Linked DNA regions of Homo sapiens: all the other regions are linked to region 3. A link is a loop called in an ENCODE intact Hi-C map of the cell type or tissue named here. Cell type or tissue: heart right ventricle. All regions are shown on one strand. Links, peaks and the distances in the headings refer to the core of each region. The heading gives the core; the rest is flanking DNA.

The links. Hi-C counts contacts between places; a loop is a spot of excess contacts. Peaks named below come from ENCODE experiments on the same cell type or tissue, not always from the same donor. Only the 100,000 strongest peaks of a DNase experiment are listed, where the experiment ranks them.
Region 1: a loop joins it to region 3, with 2.8 times the contacts of the local background. A loop is called at or near these places in 7 of 110 quality-filtered maps.
Region 2: it touches region 3 in a loop (2.6-fold over the local background); 15 of 110 quality-filtered maps call a loop at or near these places.

Annotation. Positions count from the first base shown.
Region 1 is chr17:67,540,822-67,550,822 of GRCh38, forward strand. The region is part of intron 2 of PITPNC1 (phosphatidylinositol transfer protein cytoplasmic 1); the gene reads left to right. Among named protein-coding and RNA genes, the nearest start is that of MIR548D2, 74 kb to the left of the region's middle. In heart right ventricle, for the core only: a CTCF peak has its summit at 5,864; a DNase peak (open chromatin) is centred at 5,880; H3K27ac peaks cover 2,014 bases.
Region 2 is chr17:67,599,940-67,609,940 of GRCh38, forward strand. The region is part of intron 5 of PITPNC1 (phosphatidylinositol transfer protein cytoplasmic 1); the gene reads left to right. Among named protein-coding and RNA genes, the nearest start is that of NOL11, 110 kb to the right of the region's middle. RefSeq lists an enhancer at 2,942-3,451. In heart right ventricle, for the core only: no CTCF peak of the experiment used is centred there; DNase peaks (open chromatin) are centred at 5,462 and 6,732; H3K4me3 peaks cover 587 bases; H3K27ac peaks cover 1,706 bases.
Region 3 is chr17:67,485,563-67,495,563 of GRCh38, forward strand. The region is part of intron 1 of PITPNC1 (phosphatidylinositol transfer protein cytoplasmic 1); the gene reads left to right. Among named protein-coding and RNA genes, the nearest start is that of MIR548D2, 19 kb to the left of the region's middle. RefSeq lists enhancers at 1,772-1,861, 3,711-3,950. In heart right ventricle, for the core only: no CTCF peak of the experiment used is centred there; DNase peaks (open chromatin) are centred at 5,119 and 5,689; H3K4me3 peaks cover 1,478 bases; H3K27ac peaks cover 2,249 bases.

The sequences.
Region 1 (10,001 bases), core at 4,761-7,260, 56 kb after region 3:
GTCCTATTGGATTTTTTAAGCCAACATCTGGCTAAATATCTAGAAGATATCCTTTCCATACCCTTGAGAAACCCACAGCCAGGAAGGATGATAACTCTAAAAGACTGAGTGAGGGCTGGACGCAATGGCTCACACCTGTAATTCGAGCACTTTGGGAGGCTGAGGCAGATGGATCACTTGAGGTCAGGAGTTCGAGACCAGCCTGGCCAACATGGTGAAACCCTGCCTGCTAAAAATGCAAAAATTCGCCAGGAGCGGTGTCAGACGCCTGTAATCCCAGCTACTCGGGAGGCTGAGCCGTGAAAATCACTTGAGCCTGGGAGGCAGATGTTGCAGAGAGCCAAGACTGCACCACTGCACTCCAGCCCGGGTGACGGAGTCAGACTCCATCTCAAAAAATAATAATAAAAATAAAAATAAATAAAATAAAAGACTGAGTGAGGATCCAGAAAAACTTCAGTAGTTTGGAATTACAGGCCATTTTCTATCAAGATGAAATTAAATAGGGGCAAGTATATGGTCTTATCTTTGGATCCCAAAATACAAATTATATAAGTATGGGATGAAACACTGATAACTTTGCAATGGCCTGTTTGAAAGAAATACAGTGGGTTTAGTTGACAATTCAATATGAAGCAATTATACATACACACACACACACACACACACAATAATTTAGTGTGTGTGTAATAGATTATACAGCTGCAAAAATTATTCTTCAACTGAATCAATAAAAGTAACGTAAAATATCTAAAACCATGTACTTGATAATCTTGCCCAATTTTCCACTAGTCAGAACATACTTGGAATATTTTTATCTGTTCCTAAATGGCACACTTTAAAATGGATATAGACAAACTATATCTAGAAACTCAAGTGATAGAAAGAATGACTGAAGAAACCAAGGATATTTAACCCGGAAAAGCTAGACTTGAGTGTATCATGGTGCCATTAGATGGAGAAGACTCAGAACTGTGTATGCCACAAGACCTCACTTAGCAGGACCAATGGGACCAAGACCAGTGGGTAGGAATGCCAGGAGAAAGACTTCGGCTCAGGTTAAGGAAGAAATTTCCAAGCACACAAACCATCTCAGAATGCCTTATAGTGGATTTTGCTATTGCTGGAGGTGTTTCAGCAAGAGTGAGACCCTGTTCATCAGGGTGTCCTGAAGCAGATTCAAATATCTAATAGGCGGTTGAACATATTGGGTGGCTGGTTAAGTTGGACAGCCTGGAAGATCCTTTTCAACCCTAACTTTCTACACTCAAACTATCTATCAGTCATTGATTGTCCTGATTCTCCTCCAGCATACATATGTAACCAATGAGGCACAAGAAAAGAAGTATTTTTAGTTATGCTTGCACCATTCTAAACCAGGTCCACCATTTCATAATTTTAAAAAGTTCTTGGGCGTATTTGGTAGAGTATGGATGCATATTTTGGAACCAGGGAGATTATGAGTTAGCAAGAGAGAAAGAAAAAAATTGACAGAATATGAATTAATTAGATAAATCCCCATCATCATAAAAGAAAACCAAATCCATTGTTTAATCATCACAACGTAGAGCCACCTCAAGGTGACTCAAGTCCTCCATGCATAAGTCATGTGACTGCCTTGTGGGTTGGGCTGCTTCAGAGTCATAATTCATTAAACGAGTATTTGCTGAAATGTACGACGTACAACACATTGTGCAGGCATTGGAGAGAATCCCTTAAGAAATAAGCCATGGTCATGGTTCTTGCCTCCTGATCAAGGTAGGGTCCAAGGCATTTTCATAAGTCCACAGGGCAGTGGGTCCTGATTGTTGGACCGGCCGTAACTAAGATGTTCCCAGTGCCCATTTAATAATGTACACAGACAATTATCATTGACCTATGGACCTGAACGCATGAGCCGGCATAGTGAGTGGATTCTCTTCCTTACATCAATCTGTATGGGAAGTCAAACCACATTCAGAAACTGCCTTATTGATTACCTAAAGTAATTATTAGAGGCACTGGAAATATTCAAAGCCTGTGTAATCACAGCCTACTCTCCAGTTAATGTGGAAATGAGAAAGTTGCTCAAAGGGGAGTTAGAGTCCACAATAATTATTATCACTAAGCAAAGATAGTGTAAACATCCATCTATCGACCACTGGTGTGCTTTGGCTGGTGGTTATGTTGTCTGTGGGGGATGAGTGGCAGACAGGCCAAAAAGGAGGCGTGAGGCTTTAGCAGTTAAGGTCCACAGTTGCCAGCAAGAGAAACTGAGTCTCTTGAGCAGAAAGGACATTTCATGGAAAGATGTTAGGAGCCCTCAGGATCATCTGGAGGCTTAAGAGTGGGCAGAAATCAACAGCCCCATGATGACAGCCATCTTTAAGTAGAGCCAGATGGCGTCATTCTGCCCTCATCACCCCCTACCTCTGCTGCCTGCAGCCATCAGCACCGCAGCTGCCCTGAGTAGATCTGAATTGTCCTGTTTTTCTTTCCACCACTTGTTCCAAAATCCCAAACACAAGTGTCCCATTGGGTTCCCAGACCAAGCCCTGGGCTACCAGTGAATGGGAGAAAGGAACTGCTAAACCGTTTTCCAAAGTGGCTGCACTGTTTTATATTCCCACCAGGAATGCAATAGGGCTCCAATTTCTCCACATAATCACTGACGCTTGCTATTGTTGTCTTTTTGATGATAGCCATCCTAGTGGGTGTGAAGTGGTATCTCGCTGTAGTTTTCATTTGCTTTTCTCTAGTGACTAATGTTGACCGTCTCTTCATGTGTTCATTGGCCATTTGTATATCTTCTTTGGAGAAATGTCTATTCCTTTGCCAATTTTTTAATTGGGTCCAATGTCCGTTGAAAATGCCATTTATCCTTTTAATACATGCCTCTCATTTCCCAGAGATTGTGGGGTTGCTTCATCTTCTGGCCCCCTCCTACAGCATCTGACATACTGTTGATATATAGTACATTATGATGGTTGCCTAATATATTTGGTATATGAGTACTAATGCATTAGTACATTTACATTAGTACTAATACAATAATACATTGGGTAATTAAGAGGGAATCTCGCTCTGTCACCCAGGCAGGAGTGCGGTGCTGTAATCTTGGCTCACTGCAACCTCCGCCTCCCAGGTTCAAGCGATTCTCCCGCCTCAGCCTCCTGAGTAGCTGGGATTATAGACACCTGCTACCACGCCGGGCTAATTTTTGTGTTTTTAGTAGAGACGGGGTTTTGCCATGTTGGCCAGGCTGGTCTCGAACTCCTGACCTCAGGTGATCCGCCCACCTTGGCCTCCCAAAGTGCTGGGATTACAGGCATGAGCCACCACACCCGGCGTGTGCTTGGGCTTTTGATCCAGTTCAGTTAACCAAGTAAGTAGTATGCCTTGACACGTCTTCAAAAATCCTGGTTACAACTGGCATCCAAGGAATGGGGGCATGATACTAATCAAATTCTAGAATAGTGATTCTAAATAAAACCTGTCACCCAGAAACATATGAAGGTGGACTTTTCTTTTGTCACCTTTTCTTTTCACTTCGTCGCTAGCATCTCTCGGATCCCTTCCCACTGAAGCCCAGGAGGGGAGGGAATGGGGGTGGGGGTGGAGGGGCACTGGAGAAAAGATGGAGGCTATTTTTAGGCTTGTTTTTCAACCATGAAGTGTCATGTTCTTCACCACCCTGGCTGCTGGATTAATTAGGCTGTGCTGGCAGCTGCCAGTCAGGGAGGGTTGCCAGCTTCTAACGGTGATTCCGCCTAATGCCTGAATTGATTTTCAGGGAGAGAACATTTTTCCCGCTACATGGCCCTTGCCTTCCACGGCAATGTCTCCTGGCCTCTGATGGCTTTGGGTAGGAGAGGATAAAGCTTTCATAAGTCATGAACTCTTTTTTAACTGATGGGCTTGCAAAGCTACCAGCTGGTCCTTTTACCTAACAGCTTGTTGATAGAACCTTGTGGTCATGGCTTGGGTCTCTCTTTCCCATTTCTGCTTCCTGTTCTCCCAGATCTTCCCCAAAATAAGCTCAGTGCCCAGAACTTGTGTGGCTTTGGGATATTCCACTGCCCGGGCAACAGGCAATAGAGACAGCATCAGAGACATAGACTCTGACCAAATAGCTCATTTTCATGCTATTTTTCCAAGAATCTCTATGGTGATTGTTAACTTCTAGATATACAAAGACAATATTTAGTCATTAAAAAAATACTTATTGAGGCCGGGTGTGGTGGTTCACGCCTGTAATCCCAGCACTTTGGGAGGCTGAGGCAGGAGGATCCCTTGAGGCCAGGAGTTCGAGACAAGCCTGGGCAACATAGTGGGACTCTGTCTCTACAAAAACTTTAAGATATAGGCAGGCGTGGTAGCACACTCTTGTAGTCCTAGCTACTCAGGAGGCTGAGGCAGGAGGACTGCTTGAGCCCAAGGGTTCAGGGTTGCAGTGAGCTATGATGGCACCGCTGCACTCCAGCCTGGGTGACAAAGTGAGACCCTGCTTCTAAAATATGGGTCTCCCAGCACTTTGGGAGGCCAAGCAGGCAGATCACTTGAGGTCAGGCGTTTGAGACCAGCCTGGCCAACAAGGTGAAACCCTAGCTCTACTAAAAATACAAAAATTAACCAGGTGTGGTGGCATGCCTGTAGTCCCAGCTACTCTGGAGGCTGAGGCATGAGAATTGCTTGAACCCAGGAGGTGGAGGTTGCAGCGAGCTGAGATTGCATCACTGCATTCCAGCCTGGGTGACAGAGCAAGACTCTGTCTCAAAATAAATAACATAAAATATGGGTCTCTCTATCCATTTATTCATTTATTTTTATTTTTTTACCAAAATATATAAGCTGCTGCCCATGCTATGTTTGAAAGATGGCTCCTTATCTAGTAATAGCTGGTCAAGTTACTTGACTATGTGAATATTAGACTGTATACATAGTCTATACATATATATATACACACACATACACAGACGGAGAGACAGAAACACCTGCTGGGCATCACACACCGTTCTAGGTGCTGGGGTTGCAATAGTGAACAGAGCAAACATCCCTGCCCTGGTGGGACTTGCATTCCACTCGGGAGTGACAGTGCACAATAGCCATAATAAAGAACAGTATATTGGCCAGGTGCGGTGGCTCACCCCTATAATCCCAGCACTTTGGGAGCCCGAGGTGGGTGGATCAAGACCATCCTGGCTAACATGATGAAACGCCATCTCTAGGAAAAATACAAAAAATTAACCGGGAGTGGTGTCCCGCGCCTGTAGTCCCAGCTACTCGGGAGGCTGAGGCAGGAGAATCACTTGAACCTGGGAGGTGGAGGTCATGCCACTGCACTCCAGCCTGGGTGACAAAGTGAGACTCCATCTCAAAAACAAAAACAAAAACAAAAACAAAAACAAAACAGTATATCGTCTAGAATATATACTTTTATATAGTCTGTATACTTATGTATATTACATATTATTTATATAGGGAGACTATATATGTATATATATATATATATATATTTAGAAGGTGATAAGTGTTATGGAAAATAATAGAGCACATGGGGTGCTTCCTTCCAACCTTTCAGTCCATGCTATCCTATTCTGTCCCCATCTGAGTACTTAAGGACTTGTGAGGGACTCTCATGCTACCGGGCCCCTCTTCCCTGTGCTCCTGTAGGAACTCATAGAAACAGAATGTTTAGGCCTGGTTGGGATCTCAGAGGTTTTCCAGGAGGCTTTCCACCTGGGTTCTGCCTCACTGCTGATGGATGATGGTGTGTCCTGTGTCGCCTTGCCAGGGGCTTCTCAGCACACTGTCCACATAACCCTGATGCTGTCCAAGCTGAGCCTTCCAGGAACCTGCAGGAGGCAGGCTCCTTTTCCCAGAATCCTGACACAAACTGTCTTGTTAAGCAGGGAGGTCGGGGGTGGGGCCCGTGAGTCCAAGTTCAAGGAACTTGGTTTCTGGCCAGTCCCTGCCGGGGAGGCCCCGGCAGCCTTGCCTCCCACAGCTGATAACTCTGGTCCCGAAACTGCTCACTTCCCTACTGCCATATAAACAATTACATTAAGAGCACAAGTAAAAGACCAGCCAGAACAATCACTTAGAAGAGTAACTAAATGAATCAGAGCAGCTGGAGAAGATATTTTAAGACCCCAGAAATCACTGCACATAGAACTGGATGGGGGCAATTGATTATGAATCAAACAGATGTCAATTGCCAGTTTTAGTACAAGAAGGAAACAAAAGGTCAGTATATTCCTCCTGGACTATCTTGTGAGAAATGAGGATATGAAGGTAGCAGAGTTCTATTTAAAATGAGCTGCAGTCATTTCAGCATAATCTCAGTGCAGAACATGGCAGGTTTTAGGTACGCTGTTGAGAAGAAAATTCCAGGACTGTCTTTTCTGCTGGGAATGTTCAAGTTCTGGTAAAGGCCAGGTGCACTGGCTCATGCCTGTAATCCCAGCATTTCAGGAGGCCGAGATGGGAGGATTGCTTGAGCCCAGGAGTTTGATTCCAGTCTGGGCAACATAGTGAGACCCCATCTCTACCAGAAAATTTAAAAATTAGCTGGGTGTGGTGGTGCATGCCTTTAGTCGCAACTACCAGGGAGGCCAAGGCAGGAGGATCACTTAAGCCCAGGAAGTCAAGGCTGCAGTGAGATACGATCATGCCACTGTACTCCAGCCTGGGCAACAGAGCGAGACCCTGTCTCAAAAGAGAAAAAGAACAAAATAAAATTTCTAGTTAAGACCACCGTAATTCTGACCCCTGTTGAGAAAATGAAATTAGACTCTATTTAGACACGTTTGGCCTAATGATGTTCAAAACCTCCTGGAGCCAAAGCCCAAGTGAGCATACATTGCAATGTGAGATCAGGTACCAGGGGGAGTTTTGAATTTTGTGATCATAGGGATCGTAAAGTACCAGAAGCTTCTAATGGAGGGATGATTTAGGTTCTGCTCCAGAAGCTCTTTATGAAGTAGGTAAACACCCATAACCTGAGACCAGTTCAGATTATGCCTGCCCCTGAACCTTCTTATTAAATCAGTTGTGATTTCGGGAACCTTGGGGAATTTATGACATGAGAGATGATCTGCCAGGGTTCAAAACCTTGTTGCTGCTGATGCTTTGGGCTGGATCTTTATTTGCTGTGGTGGTGGGGGGCGGCTATCCTGTGCATCATAGGAGGCTGAGCCGCACCCTGGGCCTCTCTCTGCTCAGTAGATGCCAGTAGCACTGCCCACCCCACCTCGCCTCTGTTGAGACAACCGAAAATGTCCAGACATTGCCAGGTGTCTCCTGCAGGAGGCAAAATCTCCCTCTAGTGAGAACTCCTGTTCTAGGGTGACCAACCATCCCAGTTTGCCTGGAACTGAGGGATTTTCTGGCAGGTGGGACTTTCAGTGTTAAAACCAGGGAAGTCCCAGGCAAACCAGATGAGTTGTCCACTTGGCTGTGTCATTGATATGTTCTATTTTATACCAACGTTTAAAAGTAAGAACCCGGGCTGGCCATGGTAGCTCATGCCTGTAATCCCAACACTTTGGGAGGCCAAGGCGGGTGGATCACTTGAGGTCAAGAGTTCGAGACCAGCCTGGCCAACATGGTGAAACTTTGTCTCTACTAAAAATACAAAAATAAGCCTGGCGTGGTGGCATGCACCTGTAATCCCAGCTACATGGTAGGCTGAGGCTGGAGAATCGCTTGGACCTGGGAGATGGAGGTTGCAGTGAGCCGAGATTGTGCCACTGCCCTCCAGCCTGGGCGACAGAGCAAGCCTCTGTCTCAAATAAATAAATAAAGTGAGTAAGAAACCAAAGCTTTTGAAAAGTCTGTCTTTGGGAGGCATTGACAAGGCATCTGGGGGAATATGATGCTGCTTGTGGTATCATTTTGCCCCTCTTTTTCCTCAATGTCTCTAAAGCCTGAGCCCTGGTGAGATGGGCCATTGGAGGTTTGATCCTAGCCCATAGACCAAGGAGACTCGATTCAAACTTGCTGCCTTTCTAATAGAGAGGCTCTTGTTTGACACTTAGAGTGAGCATGAGTGACAGACTTTTTCTTGGAATTGTAGGCTGTGTGACAGTATACATCATGAAAGTGACAGCAACAGTGGGGACTAATTTAATTCCATTTTCCTTTGCAGGCCCTGATAAATCATTGCTGCAGGGAAAAATAAATTTTACTTTCTCAGACAAATGATTGGAATAATGATGTGCTGTGAGGAAATCGGGGGCTGAGAGAAGATCTGTTGGTGGGCTTAAAAGTATTTAAATAGCGCATCATGGAACTTGTTGCAAATACCTCTCGCGTCTGGCCTGGAAAATACCAGAAGGAACCTCCTTTCCAGACTGATTAGAAGAGTTCAGGCCGGGCGCGGTGGTTCATGCCAGTAATCCCAGCACTTTAGGAGGCCGAGGCGGGCGGATCACCTGAGGTCAGGAGTTCAAGACCAGCCTGGTCAACATGGCGAAACCCTGTCTCTATAGCTTGAACCCAGGAGACGGAGGTTGCAGTGAGCCAAGATTGCGCCACTGCACTCTCGTGTGGGGATAGAGCGAGACGTCTCCCAAAAAAGGAAGAAGAGTTCCATAAAATATCAGCTATCTTGACTAAATGATCGTGGTTTTTTAGGCCATCTCAATGGAAAAGGTCATTGATTATCGTGCTGCATATCCTATATAAGTTGGTGGCTGAAACAGCTAAAATAGATTCTAGAATCTGGGGTCCTGAGGGACCATTTACAAATAGAAAAAGTCTCGACTTGGATGGAAAATTGCCAATAATTTTCACCTCCCTTCCAGAAAATGACTGTGGCTCAGGAGTATAGTTCTGCTGGGAGGCTTTTAAATTGCTATAGGAAATGAATTACGGGGCGAGGAGGTACTTGGGCCCCGGACTACTACTATGCATGAGGATTGGAGTGAATTTGAGGAGGGGTGCAATGTAGATGGAACCCCTGCCCACAAGAGGACAGTGGAGAAGGGGCTTTAATACCGTAGGGAGACATATGCGCTTTGTCTAAGCTAAACAATGCCTGGCTTACGTGAGGGAGATTCTCCAACCCTGAGTCAGTCCATTAAAAGCACAAGAAAATCACCTGCCTGCAACCAGAATCCACATCTTCCCACACTACCATTGGCATATTGCGCTAGGGTGTGGGGGCAAACAGGAAGGAACCAGGGGAAGTTTTGCTCATGACCATTTCCTGCACGCGAGCCAGTGTAATTTTCCCACTGTCAGCGTCACCTGAGTTGCACTCCAACTTCGGTGATGGATGGAATACATCATCAGCGAAAGCTATAAAAACCCCATCCTTTTGAGCAGCGTGAACGTAAGGGAAATGAGCAGTTACTGCAGAGAGGATTTTATAGGAGTGAAAAATTCTGCATCAGAGCAGCAAGAAGGATTGTTATGTGAATGATCAAACTGCTTCTGCTGACTCCTCAGAGCCCGCCTAAGAGCAGGGGCCTTCATCTGACACTCACTCCACTTCCGGGGAACTTTGCTTTCCTATTTGTTTTAACCCTGATTAACAGCGCAGAGCTATGGGTTAGGTCCGGCCAGCCACTGAGAGTCCATCTTTGTGTTTTCAAAAGCCAGGCCTGGTTACTGTCAGAAATAAGAGAAACAACTGGAAAAGACAGGCAAGGTACGCAGTATTTTACGGGCTCTGATTGTCATTTAGATTTCGCATCCAAGAGGGGTTTGAGACTTGGGGTTCTGTTAGCTCCATGTCCCTTCCAGCCTCCTGGTTCTATCAGCTTGGAATTCAAAACCGCTTCTTGATGTTTCTTATTTCCAACATGTAGCTAAGTTGCTGAGAGTATACGTCGTCTTCCTGGATCCGATCGACTGCTAGGCATGAGTGGCCCAGACACTTAGCTATAGGCCCCAGAGTAGAAAAGTAGCAAATGGTAGCCTCTGGAAGGACAGAAACACTTGGTTATCGGGCTGGAATAAAAATGAAATCATGGGCCGGGCGCAGTCGCTCACACCTGTAATCCCAGCACTTTTGG
Region 2 (10,001 bases), core at 4,329-6,828, 110 kb after region 3:
GGAAGGATGAGGGTAGCCTGGATTGACTGGAATCTGGGTCTTGGGGTCAGGCAGGTATTGATGTAGGTCTTTTATGGCAATAGGACTAAAAGTACTCAATGCAAGCTGGGCCACCAGAGCCAGGGTCACTGTTTGAAAAAAGAGGCTGGAGGTAGGCCTCCCCACCCTCTTTTCATTCTTTCAGGTGAAAGGAACCTGAAAAGAATCCCCTGTGTCTGATGCCTGGGCCATGGCTTACAGTAGTAGTTCTGCTCTTAGAAGGCAACTGTAAAACCTAGAGATTGGTGTGAGGAGTCAGGGAGTGGAGGTGGAGAAAAAAAAGCAGCAACAGTGACAATAACAACAAAGCCTCCCACTCAAAAACGACCCCGCAAATCTAACATTAATGAAGACAGCCAAGGTATCAACAGTCAGAATGTAAATCTACTGCCGAAGAAAATAACTTTGTAGACAGACCTGATTAAAATAGTATATTCGGGCTGCTCAGAGGGAAAAGTAAAGGAATAATGTTCATTTTAAAAGAATGAGAAATTAGGAACCAAAAAAGAAACAAGAACAGAGGATTTGAAAAAGAACCAGTTTGAAATTCAGGGACTGAATCATTGAAATGAAATCTAAGTGGATCAGATAAACTAGGCTAGATACAACTGAAGAGATAATTAGTGAATTGGAAGATATTAATAGTATTGAGAAATACAACCCATTTCATAGCACAGAAATACAAAGAATTTTTTAAATACATAGTTAAATTAGGGAGAAAGAATGAGAATTGCCATATAGCTAACTCATAGGAGCAGAAAAATATTAGGTTGGTGCAAAAGTAATTGCGATTTTTGCCATTAGTTTTAATGCAATTACTTTTGCACCAACCATACAATGGAGGAAATAACAGAAAAGCAATATTTGAAACAATAAAGGCTGAGAATTTTCTAGAATTGAAGAGAGACATAAATCCTTACATCAACGTATATTTGAGTAATAACAATAATGGTAAACACTTATTTAGCCCTTATGTTCCAGACCCTCTTCTATATGCTTTCTATGTATTAACTCATTAATCCTCTAATATCCCTTGGATAAGAGTAATTTACATGTGAGTAAACTGGAAAAGAGAGAATGTGTGTAGTTTGCCCAAGGTCACACAACTGGGTGGTGGGATTTCACCCCAAGCAGCCTGGATACCCTCTAATACTTCTCTAAATCCTAAAGGGATTAAAAATAAATCTATACCTGGACACATTGTCATGAAACTGCAGATTATCAAAGATTTTTTTTTAAGAGCTCCTCTAGAGGAAAGACAGATCACGTACAAAGGGACAATCCTCATCCTAATAGTGGACTTCTCATTAGCAACAGCTGGTCAATGAAGACAATGAAAGGAGAGATTCTAAAACCCAGGGCAAGGCATAGAACACAAGAAACAAATGTGGGCCTATCAAATGATACAATGTTATACATTAACTTAACTGTGAAATACTGAGGAAGGAGCTGGTAGGCCAGTGAGTTTGGAGTTACAAGAGGAAGAGCAGCTGGGCACCCCGTGGCTCATCCCTGTAATCTCAGCACTGTGGGAGGCTGGAGAAGGAGGATCACTTTATCCCAGGAACTCAAGACCAGCCTGGACAACATAGTGAGACCCCATCTCTACAAAAAAAAAATTAAAAAATTTGGCAAGCATGGTGGTGCGTGCCTATAGTCCCAGCTACTTGGGAGGCTGAGGTGGGAGGATCACTTGAGCCCAAGAGGTTGAGGCTGCAGTGAGCCATGATTGCGCCACTGCACTCTAGTCTGGGTGACAGAGCAAGACCCTGTCTCAAAAAGAAAAAGGAGGGAAAGAAAATAAGAGGAAGAGCCTGCCCCCGGGAAGCCAGAAAGTGAATGGTCTTCGTGAACCTCTGAAATAGAAGGAAAAGCAGGGCAGGCAAGGAGGGGGAGAAGGGGCAGAGAGTGACGAGCACACGCAGAAGGTCTCTAGTTTCCAGTAATATGGGAAGAAAGGTCATCTCCTGTAAAGGAAGGGGTCAGGAAAGAGGGGGCTGAAGGAGGGTAATAAAGGTCAAAGATAACCTTTATGGGAAATGGATGAGAAGCGTCAAAGGATTGCTTGAAAGTCTTGGCAGTGTGGTGATTTGGGAAATGTTGAATGAGTGGTACCATCAGCCTACATAATTGTGGCGTTTTCCCAGCTGTGCTTTGCAGCCTGCGTGTAGGAGCACAGGAAATGGTTGAATTGATTCAGGATTTGTCTTCAGGGTAGGTTCAGCAAAGTATGGAAAAATTGAGCAAGTGAAGGTCAAAATGAGCTTTGGAGTCCAGTGAAGACTCTTGGGAATTGGAGAGCTTGGTGAGGTCAAGGAGAAAGTGTCCTGGGAGTGAGAGTAAGAGAATACAGGTTGGGGTTGGAGCAAAAGTAACTAGAGCTTTCAGATTTCAGAAGTGGAATAATTCCAGGAGATTCAAGACCCCAGTGGAGCTTGAAGGGAAGTGGTTAGAGGTGGAATGGAGGTGAAGGTCGTTGGAGGAGAAGGAAAGGAAAAGGAATGAGGAGGCTGGGCCTATAGTGTTGATGGGCTGCCCATGTGGACACTGAAATCATAAAGATGTGGATATAAAGTAGGGTAAAGTGGAATCCTGGGCATGGTCCAGAGAGTTCATGAAGCCAGGGGTCAGGTGGTCTGTAAATAACAGCAGTCATCATCAATCACCAATGAGGCGTGTGGCTAGAAAGCAGGGGCCTGGAGGAGGAGGGCCCTGGAAAAGTGCCACTCATTCTACAAGTGACCACTAACCTTGGGAATTTTTTTTTGGTGGTTGGGGGGATGGATCTTGCTCTGTCGCCCAGGTTAGAGTGCAGTGGTACAACCTTGGTTCACTGCAACCTCGACCTCCTGGACTCAGGTGATCCTCCTACCTCAGTCTCCCAAGTAGCTGGAACTACAGGTGCATACCACCATGCCCAGCTAATTTTGATATTTTTTTTTTGTAGAGATGGGGTTTTGCCATGTTTCCCAGGCTGGTCTCCAACTCCTGGGCTCAAGTGATCCTCTTGCCTCACCCTCCCGTAGTGCTGGGATTACAAGCATGAGCTACCACACCAGGCCCCTGGGTCACCTCTTACACCAGAGCCAGTGGGTTCATTTGATCAATCTGAGCAGTACTCACAGGATTCAATTGTCTTCTCACACCTTTTCCCCAGGTTTCAAAGTCAGAGCCACTTGCTGACTTGAGTGATTATGGCAGGGCCCCATCTAATGGCCTTTTTGCAAAGTACAGCTGGAGCAAGCAGGCTCGCCTGTGCCCCTTTTCTCATCAAAAGCAAGGCAAAGAGGGTATAGATTAGACTAGCAGGCCCCGGCTAGGAAGTAACATCTTCAAGAGTAAGAAGTAATCATGATGGCAGCCATGTGGATATTGACTCATAATAATGGTGATGGTCAGACGGATATTGGCAGGAATATTTACATGAGCCCAGCATCTTGCCAACCTGTCTTTAGATAGCCACAGTCTCATGAAATCTTCACAGATATTAATATCCCCATTTTACAACTGACACTGAGGCTTAGTGAGAGCCAGCGGTCTGCACAGCCTCACAGCTAGCAAGTGTCAGATCTAGGACTCAATTCTAGGTTAGTTTAGCCTTGGAGCACGTGCTCTCATGTAACTAATCTGCTGTCTTTGGCTCTAAAAATGAAATAAGACTGTAGGTAGAGCCAGGCGCGGTGGCTCACACCTGTAATCCCAACACTTTGGGAGGCTGAGGCGGACGAATCATTTGAGGTCAGGAGTTTGAGACCAGCCTGGCCAACAAGGTGAAACCCTGTCTCTACTAAAAATACAAAAATTAGCTGGGCTTGGTGGTGCATGCTTGTAATCCCAGCTGCTTGGGAGGCTGAGGCAGGAGAATCACTTGAACCAGGGAGGCAGAGGCTGCAGTAAGCCAAGATCCAAGATGGTGCCACTGCTCCAACCTGGGCAACAGAACGAGACTCTGTCTCATAGATTTAAAAAAAAAAAAAAAACTGTACATGGAGTCAGCTGCTCTAAAGTCTGGTTGAAAGTTTAAATTTTCACAGTGAGGAAAGGGAAATAAGTCACTCCCATCTTAAAGAAGCATTGTCAAAGGAATATTTTTCTCCTTCCAAGTTTTACAGGGAGGCAAATATTCTGAAAGGAATTATCGTGGTAATAACATCCCTTACCTGATTTTTTTCAAAAACTTTTATTACTAGGAATTTTCTCAGATGTAATGCCATATAATGGGTGTTTATCAACTGGAATAGTGAGGGAAAATGGCTTTCCAGCCATGTGTCTAGTTTTTACACATCTTCAGACATGGATGGAAGGCAGAGCTGGGTTGCCTCAATTCTGGGTCAAGTCAGCTTCCCCTGGATTAGAAGGGGAGGCTGGTAGGCTAATAGCAGGATGCTGGTGACATATGAAGGAGGGGTTGTTTCTTATGAAAGCAGATTCTCAGAGAAAGAGGATCTGCGTAGGAACACCAGAGAGATTGGCCTCAAAGACCCAAAAGCAAAAGAAATAAGTTAAAAATAAAACAGTCCTAGGCCAGGCACGGTCACTCACGCCTGTAATCCCAACACTTTGGGAGGCCCAGGCGGGTGGATAGCTTGAGGTCAGGAGTTCGAGACCAGCCTTGCCAACATGGTGAAACCCCATTTTTACTGAAAATACAAAAATTAGCCAGGCGTGAAAGCATGTACCTGTAGTCCCAGCTACTTGGGAAGCTGAGGCACAAGAATCACTTGAACCCAGGAGGCGGAGGTTGCAGTGTGCTGAGAACTTGCCACTGCACTCCAGCCTGGACAACAGAGTGAGACTCCCTCTCCAAAAAAAATTAAAATATGACTGGGCATGGCTCACATCTGTAATCCCAGCACTTTGGGAGGCTGAGGCGGACGGATCACCTGAGGCCAGGAGTTTGAGACCAGCCTGGCCAACATCATGAAGCCCCATCTCTACTAAAAATAAAAAATTAGCTGGGTGCGTTGGGATGCGCCTGTAGTCCCAGTTACTCAGGAGGCTGAGGCAGGAGAATCGTTTGAAACCGGGAAGCAGAGGTTGCAGTGAGCCGAAATCGCGCCATTGCACTCCAGCCAGGGCAACAGGGTGAGATTCTGTCTCAAAATAAAATAAAATAAAACAAAACAATAAAATAAAATAAAACAAGGCTAATGATAAACCCAGGGGCTCCTTGGCAGGAGCAAAGCTGAACCGAGAGCTCTATTCCTAGAGCCCTATGTCTGAATAATTTATTTTTCCTATCTCATAGTCCCTATGTGCCTTCCTCAGCTGAGATCAAGTGCCAAAGGACATCTCAAAATACCCACAGCCAAAACTTCTCAGCATAGCTCCCTGCATGGAGAAGGAGACAGCTCTGCAAGTCTTTGTCCTGAACCGTTTACGGATTTTCCATGGTCTGCAAGACCTTGGACTCACGCCGCCTGCCAGCTGGCAGCCGCTGTCCAGCCTGGGAACAGAGCTTGCTCCGGCCTGTGGCGAGTCCTCCCGGGGCTTATCGTGAATTTCCCCGGTTTTGCATCTTCATCCTGAAAACCTCCCGACCTTTCCTTAATGAAGATTTTAGCTGGGGGAAATTGCATTAGTGGCTCGTGTTTTTCTGTCAACCTTCTAAATTATGTTAGTTGTAAGTAAAAAGAGTACAGTAAGTCCTTTTATCCGTTGTGGGCTGTTCCTGGGAATCATAATGGACAATAAAATAATAAGTAATGGACAGGAAGATGCTCTTAGAACCAGTTCGGAAAACTCTTCCAGTGCCAGACAGAAACCAGCCACCTGCGCCGTTATCAGGACATCAAGTGAAGCCAGTAAACACTTGTGGAGCTCCTTTTAAGTCCCAGCACCAAAGAATAATACCTAACACTTCTAGTTAAGAGAGCATCGTACTGAGTATTATCTCAGTTAATATTCATAACAGCACATAAGTTCAATGCTCAGTTTGCAGATGAGGGAACTGTGGTTGAGAGATGTTTTTAATACACTGCCCAAGGCCACACAATGAATAGCTGACAAAACTGAGATCTGGGGTCTTTTGATTGTGTGTCTTTCTCTCTCCACACTCCACCTCAGCTGCTCAGAAGCAGATCCTGGGGCCAGAATGGACCTCTGTAGGAAGCCTCAGAGATGGAAGCTTTCTGCCCTCAACTGGCTGACTGAATTGATGGAACAGTGGGTGATAAGCGAGGGAATTATTTCGTAGTTTGGTTGAAAAAAAGTCTTCAGCATGTAAATATGTCTTACATAAGTCATGAAAAATGGGACTGAAAGAAATGAGAGACAAGAGGGAAAAGACAGAAGTATTTTCTTTATCAAACCTTGGGGAAAAGCATCTTTTCCTCAAATACCCAATGCAGTATGTATGGTTTTTGTTGTTATTATTAAGACAAGGGACCCTTTTTTTACCCAGACCCAAATTCAACTGCCTTCAAAGAGATGGGACAATGTTCTTAGAGAGTGAAGTTTCGCACTGAAAACCAGCTTTTCCAAAGAGCTCCAAAGAGCACGTTTAAATTCGGCTAAGTCGGAGACGTTTGCAGATGCAGGCCTGAGACCCCTGGCCCACACTTGGATGACGAGGCGTAAAGTGAGGACCCTTTGCCTGTAAGGCTGTGTCTCCATCTCAGAAACCTATTTAAAGCCGAACTTTATAATGGAAACACAGCCACAACCTGCTATCAGCAACCACGATATTAAACAGGCATAGAGCCAATAGCAGTGGCGTGAAGCCAGCGAGGAAAGATTAGCATCACAAGTAAGAGATTTTAGGCTCAGGGCCAGAAGAGGGTTTTTTTTTTTCTTCTTCCCTTTTTATTAAAAAATAATAATAAAAAGGGAGAGAGAAAGAAATAAAAAGAGGTGGAAAGGTGCAAAAGAATTCCTGTTTAGCCACCCTCCCTGAGATTGTTCTCCTTGGTTATCCAGATAAGTACAGAAACAAACCACTGCCTGTCTGAAAACCTGGCAGTCGCTTGACCTTAAAATGGTCTCTGCAATAACCCTTCCAACCTGCTCCGCTCTCCTGTCCTTGGCTGGCCCATGTGCAGAATGGAGCGTGTGACCTCCAGCACGGGGAAAGTAATAATCAGTAAGGTTCATATTTTCCACTTGGAGTTAGAGGAAAGACCATGTGAGCACAACTTTGGGTTGCTATCTTTTTGCCCTGCGCTGCTGTAGGAAGAGACATGCAGTGGTTGGAAGTCTCCCTACTGGCAGAGCGTCGTTCCAGCACCCAGTTTGACTTTGTGCAAGATGGTGCTTTTCTGACTACCTCCTCCCTTTAAGCTGCAGCCTTCTGAAATCTCAGCTTTCAGGAAAGGATGCCAGCCCCAGGAGTTATAGGATGCAGCAGAGCAAAGGTGGCATTTTCCAGGTGAGCTTCGGGACTGCCCCCCTTGGGCTCTCCCATCCAGGCCATGCAGTGCTGACTGCCCATAGCTTGACCGCTGCAGATGGACAGGGGGTGCTCTGTTGTAAGCAACTCTCAGAGGCTAAGTGACGTGCTCAATCTTGCTGCTTGCTCCAAACCAGCACAAGATTTTTTGTAGCCTTCTTTTACACTTCTTATTTGGAAAATTTCAAACCTACAGAGAAGTTTGTAAGAAGAGTGCAGTGATTCTGGATTCACCAATTGTTAACATTTTTCTCCATTTGCTTTGTCTCTTCCTCTCCATACATATTTACATCATTTCCCCCAACCCCCCAGAACCCTTTGAGAGTCATATACAGACATCATGACTCCTTAACTTTTTTTTCTTTCTTTTTTTTTTTTTTGAGATGGAGTTTCACTCTTGTTGCTCAGGCTGGAGTGCAATGCTGTGACCTCGGCTCACTGCAACCTCTGCCTCCCGGGTTCAAGCGATTCTCCTGCCTCAGCTTCCCGAGTACCTGGGATTATAGGCGCCCGCCACCATGCCCAGCTAAATTTTTGTATTTTTAGTAGAGATGGGGTTTCACCCTGTTGGCCAGGCTAGTCTCAAACTCTTGACCTCAGGCGATTCACCCACCTCGGCCTCCCAAATTGCTGGGATTACAGGCATGAGCCACCGGCCCCGGCCTGACCCTTTACCCTTGAATACTTCATTGCGCCCTAAGAACAAGGGCTTTCCCTTACGTAACCATCGTGCAGTGCTTAGGTTCTGGAAGCTTAACATTGATACAATACTATTATCTGATAGAGAGGCATATTTACATCTTGCCGATTATCGCAAAATGTTTTTTCAATAGCAAATAAAAACTTTAAGAAATTACTAAATGTCAATTAAAAAAAAAAAACAAAAAAAAACAAAAAAAAAAAACCACTTCCTAACTTGCCTAGCTACTCAGGAGGCTGAGGCAGGAGAATGGCCTGAGCCCATGTGTTCAAGTCCAACCTGAGCAACATAGTGAGATTCTATCTCTTAAAAGTTAAATCAGTAAATAAATAAACATTCATGATTCATGTTCCAGTAGAGGCTCACACATTGCATTTAATTGTCACTTTCTTTAGTCTCCTCTTTAATCTGGAGCTGTTTCTCAGCTTTTTTTTTTTTTTTTGAGACAGAGTTTCACTCCTGTTGCCCAGTCTGGAGTGCAATGGTGCGATCTGAGCTCACTGCAACCTCCACCTCTTGAGCTCCAGCAATCCTCCCACCTCAGCCTCCCGAGCAGCTGGGACTACAGGCATGCACCGTCACACCTGTCTAGTTTTTCTAGTTTTTTTTTTTTTTTTTTGTAGAAATGAAGTCTTGCTATGTTGCCCAGGCTGGTCTCAAACTCCTGGGCTCAAGTGATGTGCCTTTCTCAGCCTCCCAAAGCGTTGGGAGGCATGAACCATCACGCCCGGCCTGTTTCTCAGCTTTTCTTTGTCTCTCGTGACACTGACATTTTGCAGAACACTGGCTGGTTTTGTGCATGTCCTTGTTGCTGGGTTTTCCCCATTGTGTTCTCATGATTAGATTCAGACTGTGCATCTTTGGCAGGAATTCTGTATTAGCAATACTGAGTCATTGTGGACTTTCAGAATATCCTTTCCCCAACATGCATGGCTTCCCTGTGATTTTATTTATTTATTTATTTATTTTTATTTTTTGTAGAGACAGGGTCTTCCTATGTTGCCCAGGCTGGTCTCGAACTCTTGGGCTCAAACTATCCTCCTGCCTCAGCCTCCCGAAGTGCTGGGAACACAGGCATGAGCCACTGTGCACAGCCTTCCCTGTATTTTATTTTCTGGCCTTTGAGAAGACTTTAGCCTCCCCTGGTTTCCCAAGCTGTGTTCATCACAGAGCTGGTGTCGGAGGCCTGGTGGGAGAGTTGGTCATGTTCTTCTTCTTCTTCCTTTTTTTTTTTTTTTTTTTGAGACAGAGTCTCACTCTTGTTGCCCAGGCCGGGTGCAATGGCGCAATCTCGGCTTACTGCAACCTCTGCCTCCCGGGTTCAAGTGATTCTCCTGCCTCAGCCTCCCAAGTAGCTGGGATTACAGGCATGCGCCACCATGCCCGGCTAACTTTTGTATTCTTAATAGAGACGGGATTTCACCATGTTGGCCAGGCTGGTCTCGAACTCATGACCTCAGGTAATCCGCCCACCTCAGACTCCCAAAGTCCTGGGTTTATAGGCGTGAACCACCGCACCCAGCCAGTCATGTTCTTCTAAGCACTGGAGAAAAAAGGACAGCTGCCTGTGCTGAAAAGTCACCCCAAGAGAGAGCAGGAAGAATCCCAAAGCAGAGGCGACAGTGGACTCTTTCTATCCTGTGCTCTGAGTCCGGCAAACTGTTGATGAAGCCCTCACGGGGTCATTCACAGCAGAATTGGATCTGGTTAGATCCAATTCCAAAAAAAAAAAAAGCCACATCCCTTGGATCCAGGTTTGCTTTTTGTACCCAAGCTTGGGCATTCCATTTGGATGGTTTTACCTCTTAAATATTACATCCATCCTACTTCTCCATTCCGGCTACCATGGCCCTAGTTAAGGTGTTTATTTCTTTT
Region 3 (10,001 bases), core at 4,519-7,018:
CCATGTTGGCCAAGCTGGTCTCTATCCACCCACCTCAGCCTCCCAAAGTGCTGGGATTACTGGTCTCAGCCGCCGCACCCGGCCAATTAGTTAGATCTTTCTACGGAAGAACAACTGACTTGCCAATTTAGTCTGTAAGATCAGGAGTTGAGGGACATTGGAACTACAGAAAAACATTATTAAAGATGACTCTTAAGATGTCAAGAGGAAAGAAAAATGACTTCTTCGGTCAAAAAAAGAGCAAAAGCTATCACGCTGTATGAGCCACAAGCTGAAGGCTGTCTTCTGGGGGCGGCTTAAATGCATTAGATTAGTCTGCAATGTGGATTAAGGGACCGTGGGATTTAATAACTTGCGTATTAAAGAATGGCTCTGCAAATGTTACCCTAACATAAAAATGTAAGCATTCTAATTGAATTTAGAAGCAATAGTATTAAAATTTCTTCTGGTGATGCTCCTTAGACGCATTAAATAAAATATCAAAAGTCACAATTGATTAAACTGAAACTTTAGCATGAGAGTTATTAAGCATTAAATTCTGCTGCTAGAGGTTTTTATTTTATTTTTTCCTGACATGTACTCAGAAAATTCTCCCTTTACATAATTTATGGTCATTCTGCTGTTTAAATGTGCCAAAAAATGTTCTCGGAGTTTTGGCAGTGTTTTGAAATAGAGTATATTATCTTAGTCTTGGGCTATATATATATAATGAACACTCAATATATATTGATGGTGGTGTTTTCATGAGTTGAAGTCTCGCTGTGGGCAAAGGAAGGAATAGGCTATTCTATTACATCTGATGCTTAGCCTGCCTTTAATGAGTAATGTAGAAAAATAGACCTCTTCTTCCTCCTATGGCAAGTCTGTATGTAGTCTTGCTAAGCTTGTGTCTGCCCACAAATCCTAATGAGAAGATGGCATTGATCGGAGATGGTAGCAAAGTACAGCTGGGATACTGCTGTCCATATGTTCCATGGTTCCAGAATTCCAAGGACTACAGACAGCCTTGTAGAAATCACAAAGCATGAGTGATAGTTATAAGCAAAGAGGTCTTCTCCTTTTTATCCAAGGACAAGCAAATGGCAGGGAGGCAGAAAGGTGACGTTTTGAATCTGTAGACACATAACGAGGAATGTGGTTGACTGAAAAGTGTCTATGCATTTAGGGCGGTGAGAGCAGACAGTTAGGGGCATCCAGGAAACCTCCTCCTCTCTTGCCTTTCAGGGTGTCTCCTGGAGTCCCGAGTGTGGCATGTTCTGCATTCAAGAGTATTGTGGAGGCCAGACGTGGTGAAACCCCATCTCTACTAAAAATACAAAAATTAGCTGAGCGTGGTGGTGCATGTCTGTAATCCCAGCTACTTGGGAGGCTGAGGCAGGAGAATCACTTGAACCTGGGAGGCGGAGGTTGCAGTGAGCTGAGACTGCACCACCGCACTCCAGCCTGGGCAACAGAGCAAGACTCTGTCTAAAAAAAAAAGAGTACTGTGGAATTCATTCTTATGTAGCTGTATGAAAAAGAAAACCAACATCATAAAATATGAGTACTAGTTTGAAGTCCATTACAGACAAATCACACCATTTTTATGTTAGACCACCCCAACCACTTCCCTTTTTTGTTTTTGTTTATTTTGACAGGTTCTCGCTTTGTCACCCAGGCGGAAGTGTAGTGGCACGATCTCAGCTCACTGCAACCTCTGCCTCCCAGGTTCAAGCAATTCTCTTGCCACAGCCTCCTGATTAGCTGGGATTATAGGCACTCACCACCACACCAGGGTAATTTTTGTATTTTTAGTAGAGGTGGGGCTTCACCATGTTGACCAGGCTGATCTCGAACTCCTGGCCTCAAACGATCCACCCACCTCGGCCTCCCAAAGTGCTGGGATTACAGGCATGAGCCACCACACCCAGCCTCCTTTTTGTTATTGCTCAGATTTACAGAAATTTATTTTGCAAAATTTTACCTCGAAGAAACAAGCGAGTGTTTCTCTGTATCCATCTGAGCTCAGGAGGATGCCCAAGTGAAAGGTGTTTAATCCAACTTCTGTTGAATGATTGACTTCTCAGGGACTGTTAATTTGTAAACTCTAAGAAAGGGGGAAAGTTTAAGTTTTTCCGGCTGCCAAACTTTGGGCTTCATGGTGAATCATCAGGACAGGCTTTCTAGGCCAAGTGTAAGCGCTGTTCTGGGGGCCACTGGTCTGAGGGTGGGGGAGCAGGATGTGTTTATTTAGATGCACGGCCAGAGTTCACACACTTGGGGTTTGGGATCAGCCTCCAGGGCCTAAGTAATTTCTCCCAGGAGATGTCTTCGCATCTTATACCCTGTATAGGATCATCACGGACTGCTGATTGAAGAAAAGGGTTAGGACCACTGATCAGAGAGAAGCTACGATTTTTTCTTTTCTGTCTGTCACAGAGGTGTCAGTAAAGGAGAAAGCTTACTTGAAAGGTTTGGATTACCGAGCAGCTCAAAAGAGCTGTTGCTGGCGGGATTTTCTCCTTGCTGAAGTTTTTCTTTGCCCCTAGAATACTAAGCAAAAAGGAAAGAAAAGATGAAAGGTAAGTCCCTCTTTAAAAATACATTGAGTCAACCCATCGCAGAAAAATACAGATTTCTCAACTGACAAATAAGCGGCATCACTGCATTTGGGAATCAGAAAAAGTCCCCACGATAAAGTTATTTGGGAATTAATCAACACTTGGCTCATCCTAGGCGTGGAGCGCTTCGGAATTCACCTCGTGTTGCTTGGAAGCTGGCAGCCCGGTTGTTATATAATGTGAACCCAGAGGCCTGCCAGACGGCCCTCCCTGTGCCCCGGGGGAGTTACAAGGCTCTGTAACTCTTGGAGTCAGTCAATCCTGCAGAACAGAGTCCAGGGGCCTGGTGTGTGCTGTGTTTTACAGATGACACATTAACCTTTGAAATTCTGTCCTCAGTCACCTTCATCAATGCCTGAGCGAACGAAGGAAGGGCCACATGTGGGCTCTTTTTTTGTTCACTTTTCCAAATGGAGATAAGACATGTAACAAAATTTACCATCTTAACCATTTTTAAATGTACAGTTCTGTGTTATTAAGTGCATTCCTATCGTTGTACCAGTATCACCACTATCCATCTGCAGAACTCTGCATCTTGAAACTCTGTGCCTGTTCAGTGGTAACTGCCTGTTCCCCTCCTGGCAGCCCCTGGCAGCCGCCCGTCTCTGAATTTCAGAGCCACTTTCTGTCCCTGAGTTTGACTACTCTAGGTACTCACATAAGTAGAATCACACTGTATTTGTCCTTGTGTATCTATCTGGCTTATTTCTCTTAGCGTAATATCCTCAAGGTGCATCTGTGTGGTAGTGTGTATCAGAATTTCCTTCCTTTTCAGGAGTGAATAATATTCCATTGTACGGATATACCATGTTTTGTTCATCCATCCATCCCTCCGTGGATGGACATGGGTTGTTTCCACCTTTTGACTATTGTGAATAGTACTGCCATGAACACAGTTATACAAATACCTGTTTGAGCCTCTGCTTTCTGTTCTTTGGGGTACTTTCCCAGAATTGGAATTGATGGGTCATACGGTAACAGACTCCTTTTTTAAAAAAGAAAAGTATCTTGAGAACTTGGGAGAGCCACCCTAGGAGTACTTACTGGGCTGGATTGTTTGCTCCGTCTCCTTTTGCCTCCAGGTACAGCCCATAGGCCTCTGTCCTCACAGATGTGGTATGGAAGAGTGGCCCTGTTCCAGGGTGAGATCACCAGTGTAGACCTTCTCAGTTTGACCCTACATCTGATGAACCCCCAAAAGCACAGAGAGGATCTCAGAATGAACTAAAGATCATGGGCTATAAATGACTCCTTCCTTCTCCTTTTCTTCCTTGGATGACAAAGATTGTGGTCACTATACAGTTATGGTGGCCTCAAGTCTGGTAAATCAATGATGTTTCATGTTAGCTGCTCACGGGATTCACCTTGTGGCTTATTGATGTCCAGACCCCGCCTCTGATCCCGCCTCTAGAGATTCTGATTTCATTGGTTTGAGTCCTGGCCTCAGCATGGGGACTTTTGAAAGCTTCCAGGCGAGTCTAATATGCAGCCAGGGTTCTGTAGCACCCAAGTGAATTACTGAACCCGAACCTTTTCTCAATCCCTTTCATGCTGTCTGTTGTCTTTTTGGTTATTTCTTTTTTCTTTTTCTTTTTTAATTTGAGATGGAGTCTCGCTCTGTCCCAGGCTAGAGTGCAGTGATAGGATCTTGGCTCACTGAAACCTCTTCCTGCCAGGTTCTAGCAATCCTCCCACCTTAGCCTCCCGAGTAGCTGGTATTACAGGTGTGCACCACCACGCCCGGCTAATTTTTGTATTTTTAGTAGAGACGGGGTTTCACCATGTTGGCCAGGCTGGTCTCGAACCTCAAGTGATCCATCCCCCTCGGTCTCCCAAAATGCTGGGATTGCAGGCGTGAGCCACCACACCCAGCCAGGTTATTTCTTTGGAGCATATCTTCAGATTTGTACATCTCAGCCCAAGGTTTAAAGATTTGGAAACAGGCTTTTCTGTGTGTGTGTGTGTGTGTGTGTGTGTGTGTGTGTGTGTGTGTGTGTGTTTTAATTAACGAGGATGCATTATGTAACTTTGGAGCTAAGAATGAGGAATGAGGATGCATTATGTAACTTTGGAGCTAAGAATGAGGAGACCTGGGTCATACTTGTGTGTGTGTGTGTGTTATTATCTAACCAGGGATAATGAATTATTTAACTTGGCAGGATCTCAGTTTGTTGTTGTTGGTTTTTTGTTTTTTGTTTTGTTTTTTTTTAAATCTTGGCTTTAAAATTAGGGCATAGATTGGCAAACCAGATAAAAGAATGAAATTAATGATTTTTTTAAAAATGTCCCCTCTAGCTCTGACATACCACGACTCTGAATGAACAGGTGGAATTGATGGGGAGTGAGGAGGCTTGGAGAGAGAGCCCCCGGGTGTGAACCCATCCTGTTCTAACAATAATGAGCTTTGGGATGAAGAGCCTCCCCGCAGGCAGGGGACTGCTGGGAGTTTCTGGTGTCCCAGAAGAAGCCTTCAGGGCAGCTCTGATCAGTAAATAAAAGGATACGAAATAAAAATCTCAAAGGATCCGTAATGAATAAGAAAGCAGGAATGTCGTCCCCAGGGAGAAATGAGTTGGGGGCTTTGTCAGTCACGAGAGAACATAGCACAGGACTCTGGGTCCAATGGAGCTGAACGTCAGCGCCTCTGTCCCCACGAAAATAGTAACTTCCCTGACACCATCCACCTGATGCCAAGAGCTGTTTATATCAACATTTCTTCTCGGGATTCTTTCAAACTTTATACTTACTTCTCTCCTCCTCTGATTCTATTCAAGGAATGTGAATGGCTGAGGTTTTGTTTTGTTTTGTTTTCCTCTCTAGATTAGCACAGCTAATACAGTGGAATTGTGATGCCAGGGTCTATTAGTGTAGAGAAACAAAGAATGCAGTCCTGCCCTGGGCACCAGGGTTTACTTCCATGGTGACTTCTTCTTAAGCCCATGGGAAAGTGAGAGGGAGGTGACCTCCTCACAGTCGGCTCAGCCTCTGGAGCCCGGAGCCGGAGCCAGCCCCATAGTGTGTGGCCATCAGGATGACGCAGAGAGGCGTGTGAACGCAGCCGGCCACTGCAGCTGGTGCACTTGACTCTGGGCAGCGCGTTCCCAGGAACCCGCAGGACACTGAGGACCGTGCGTGATGTAACCCAGATCTGCCAGATGTGGGAGCCAGCATGAGTCACAATGCCGGGCCGTTCATTAAGAAATGCTTTCTGGGTCATCTGGGTGCAGGGCACTGCTGCTTCCCTGCTGTCCAGGGTTGGAGGCATCAAGTCTGCCCACCAGGAATCCCCAAGTTCATGAACATCTGTCTAAAATTATAGCCTGGTTTTCTGAGCTGATGTGGCACAGAGCACACGCACGCTGATGGTCTCTGGCTTGTAATTTGTTAAAGGATCTCACCACTTTGGTTAGTGGTGGGAAATCAGATAATAAAAACATACGCCCAGGTGGGAGGGTCACTTGAGGCCAGGAGTCTAAGACCAGCTCCAGCAACATAGTAAGACTCCGTTTCTGCAAAAAGATAAAATTACCTGGGCATGGCATGCCTGTAGTCCTAGCTACTTGGGAGGTTGAGGTGGGAAGATGGCCTGAGCCCAGGAATTCAAGGCTGCGGTGAGCTGTGATCACACTACTGCCTCCAGCCTGGGTGACAGAGTGAGACCCTGCCTCAAAACAACGACAAAACCAAAAACCAAAAACCCCAAAAGTGTAAGTTGCTGTGAGGTTTCTGCACATTTTAGTAAGATCAGAAATGAGGTGGGGTGTTGGGAGAAGCCAAAAACTGTGCTGGCATTGTGCCAGTGAAATGCCAGCAATCACGAGCGGTCTTCCTTTTTTTTTCTTTTTTTTTTAAAAAAAAAAAGATGTGCAAGATGCCTTATGGTGAATAACAAGTATATTTCTGAGAAGTTGTAAACTAACTCCTTAAAAAAAATCCTTATGGATATAAGACATACAGTCAGAAAAGTTCATGCATGCATCCCTGGGTAAAATCTGACACCCAAGTAACTGTAGCAAGTTGAAGGGTGGCCCCTTAAATATCCCCCAGAGCCTGTGAATATGATCTTATTTGGAAGGAGACCTTTGCAGACATAATTCAATCAAGGATCTTGAGATGAGATCATTCTGGATTACCTAAGTGGACCCTAAATCCAATGACAAGTGTCCTTACAAGAGACAGAAGAGGAGAAGACACAGACACACAGGAAGGAAACATATGAAGCAGGAGGCAGGGATTAGAGCACTGGAGCTGCAAGGAACAGCTGAGCCACCAGAAACCAAAAGAGGCAACAAACGGGTGGTCCCCTCGTGCCTTTGGAGGGAGCCTGGCCCTGCTGACACCTTGATTTCTTTTTTCTGGCATCCAGAACTGTGAGCCAGTAAACTCTGTTGTGTGAAGCCACCAAGTTTGTGGTGATTTGATAAGGAAACTAATAAAATCATCACACCTAGATGAAGAAGCAGAATGTTTCCAAAACCCTGGAAACTCCCCCTCAAGCCTAGTTTCTGTTTTCACACCGCCCCAGGACAGCTACTGTCCTGATTTCTAACGCCGGGGATAGGTTTTATGCCATTTGAACATAATAAATGGAATCTTACGGTGCATCGTCTTCTGTGTCAGATTTCTTCCCCTCCACGCTTTGTGAGATGTGTTTATCCTGTTGTGTGTTTGATGATTCTCACTGCTGCTTAGTTGTAGTGTTCCACGGTGTGAATATACCACGATTTATTTACTCTTCTCCTGTTGGGGGCATTTGAGTTTGGGGCTACGACAAAGAGTGCTGTTACAAATTCTGTTTCGTTCCTTTCTGATGAATATACGTGGGCGCTTTTGTGAGTTACATTCTCAGGAGCTGAATTGTTGGGTCATAGGCTATCTGTGTGTTCAGCTTCAGTAGCTATTGCCAGTTTTCCTATTAATTTTTTAAACACCCCATCCGATTTGGAATCTCTGTGTGAAATGGAGAATCCAATGGTAGATTCAGTAACCACTCTTTAATGTGGCTATTTTATAAGGTCCAAATGTTGAACGCAGGGTTTTCTTGGAGCAAGTTCCTTCCTTAGATCACAATCAGGAATATTCCATGTCTCAGAAGAGCCCATTACAGGGCTGGGCAGGCGTGAAAGCACACCAGTTTCTGGGAATCGGAGAGGCTGGGCTACTGACTGTGAATTTTAAATATTCTTAACCCATCGCTGGAGTGATGAATAGCACAGCTGTCGTATCCTCCATCTCGAGACTCAGAAATAAATTTGCAGTCTTTTAGGAGCTCCAGTTTTAATTCTCCTTTCCAGCTTTTAAGCTCTATGCTCCATAACTTAGGATGCAACCAAATGATATGCAGCATTTCTAAATATTCTGCTTTGATAAGTGAGTGGAAATAGTGCTGGTACAGCGGATAAGACTAGATTAAAACCCAGGGTCCCCAGCTGTCTAAAGAAGATGTGCTGCTTTGGATTTGCCTGATGCCCCAAGATCTTTCTGGAAATGGGGGAGGGTGGCTTTGACCTTGGAAATACTGGAAAGGGGAGGAAAGTGTGGTGATGGTACCTCAGAGGACTGTTTTCCCTCCAGACGTGAGATGGGTGGGATGGTAGCAACCTAGCTATCATTATGACTGATAAGCCTTCTTTTTCCCAATACAAAAGCAATTTGTCTTCCTTGCAGAATGAGAAAAATTCAGGTCCACCAGAAAATAACCACAAACCTGACACCCACAGTTAACCACTGTTGAATATATTTGCATATATACATTTCATATACAAACCTTTCTTCCCATACAAACATTTTATTTCTGCAGTCAACGAGTATGTATTGAATGCCTGCCATGTGCCAGTCCCCAGGGATAGAGCATGAATAAAACAGACAAACCATCCCCTGTCCTTGCGGAGCTGACCTTCCAGTGGGAGCTTATTATACGATACATATGGTACTAAAATGAGATCTTATGGTACATGTTTCTTATCGGTTGCTTTTTTCCACTAACAATATGTGTAACCTCTTTCTTTCTTTCTTTCTTTCTTTTTCTTTCTTTCTTTCTTTCTTTCTTTCTTTTTGAGACGTAGTCTTGCTCTGTTACTCAGACTGGAGTGCAGTGGCGCAATCTTGACTCACTGCAACCTCTACCTCCTGGGTTCAAGCAATTCTCTGCCTCAGCCTCCCGAGTACCTGTGATTCCAGGCACCTGCTACCACGTCTGGCTAATTTTTGTTTTTTTAATAGAGACAGGGTTTCACCATCTTGGCCAGGCTGGTCTTGAACTCCTGTCCTCGTGATCCACCCGCCTCGGCCTCCCAAAGTGCTGGGATTACAGGCATGAGCCACCGTGCCCAGCCCTGTAACCTCTTTCAATGGCAACAGATATTCAGATATAACTTTTATAGATTTATCAATGAACTAAATCCCCAGTGGTTTTGCTTGCTGGTGGTGGCCAGCACATTCGGAGATGGTGACTGCTCTGATAGTACAGGTCCCAGAGTGCCAAAAGGACCAGGGTGCTGCCATTGACTTGCAGAAGCAAGAAGTAGGCTGGGTGCAGTGGCTCACGCCTGTAATCCCCAGGAATTTGGGAGGCTGAGGTGAGCAGATTGCTTGAGTCCAGGAGTTCAAGACCAGCCTGGGCAACATGGCAAAACACCATCTCTACAAAAAATACAAAAATTAGTCGGACGTGGTGCTGCATGCCCGTGGTCCCAGCTACTCAGGGAAGCTGAGGCAGGAGGATCATTTGAGCCCAGGGGGTCAAGGCTGCAGTGAGCTGTGACTGTGTCACTGAACTTCAGCCTGGGTGACGGGGAGACCTCGTCTCAAACTGGCAAAAAAAAACAGCAACAACAACAAGTAGAAGTAAACTTTGGCAATATTGAGCCATGGAGTTGTTTTTTTTTTTGTTTTTTTTTTTTTTTTTTTTTTGAGACGGAGTCTGGCTCTGTCGCCCAGGCTGGAGTGCAGTGGCGCTATCTCGGCTCACTGCAAGCTCCGCCTCCCGGGTTCACGCCATTCTCCTGCCTCAGCCTCCCGAGTAGCTGGGGCTACAGGCGCTCGCCACCAGGCCCGGCTAATTTTTTTGTATTTTTTAGTAGAGATGGGGTTTCATCATGTTAGCCAGGATGGTCTAGATCTCCTTACCTCATGATCCGTCCGCCTCAGCCTCCCAAAGCGTTGGGATTACAGGCATGAGCCACCGCGCCCGGCCTCTGAGCCACGGAGATCTTTTTTAAAAAAACTTTTATTTTAGGTTCAGGGGTACATGTGCAGGTTTGTTATACAGGTAAACTCATGTCATGGGGGTTTGTTGTACAGATTATTTCATCACCCACTTACTAGGCCTAGTAGCCAGTAGATACGTTTTCTGATCCTCTCCTTCCTCCCACTCTCCACCATCAAGCAGGCCCCCAATGT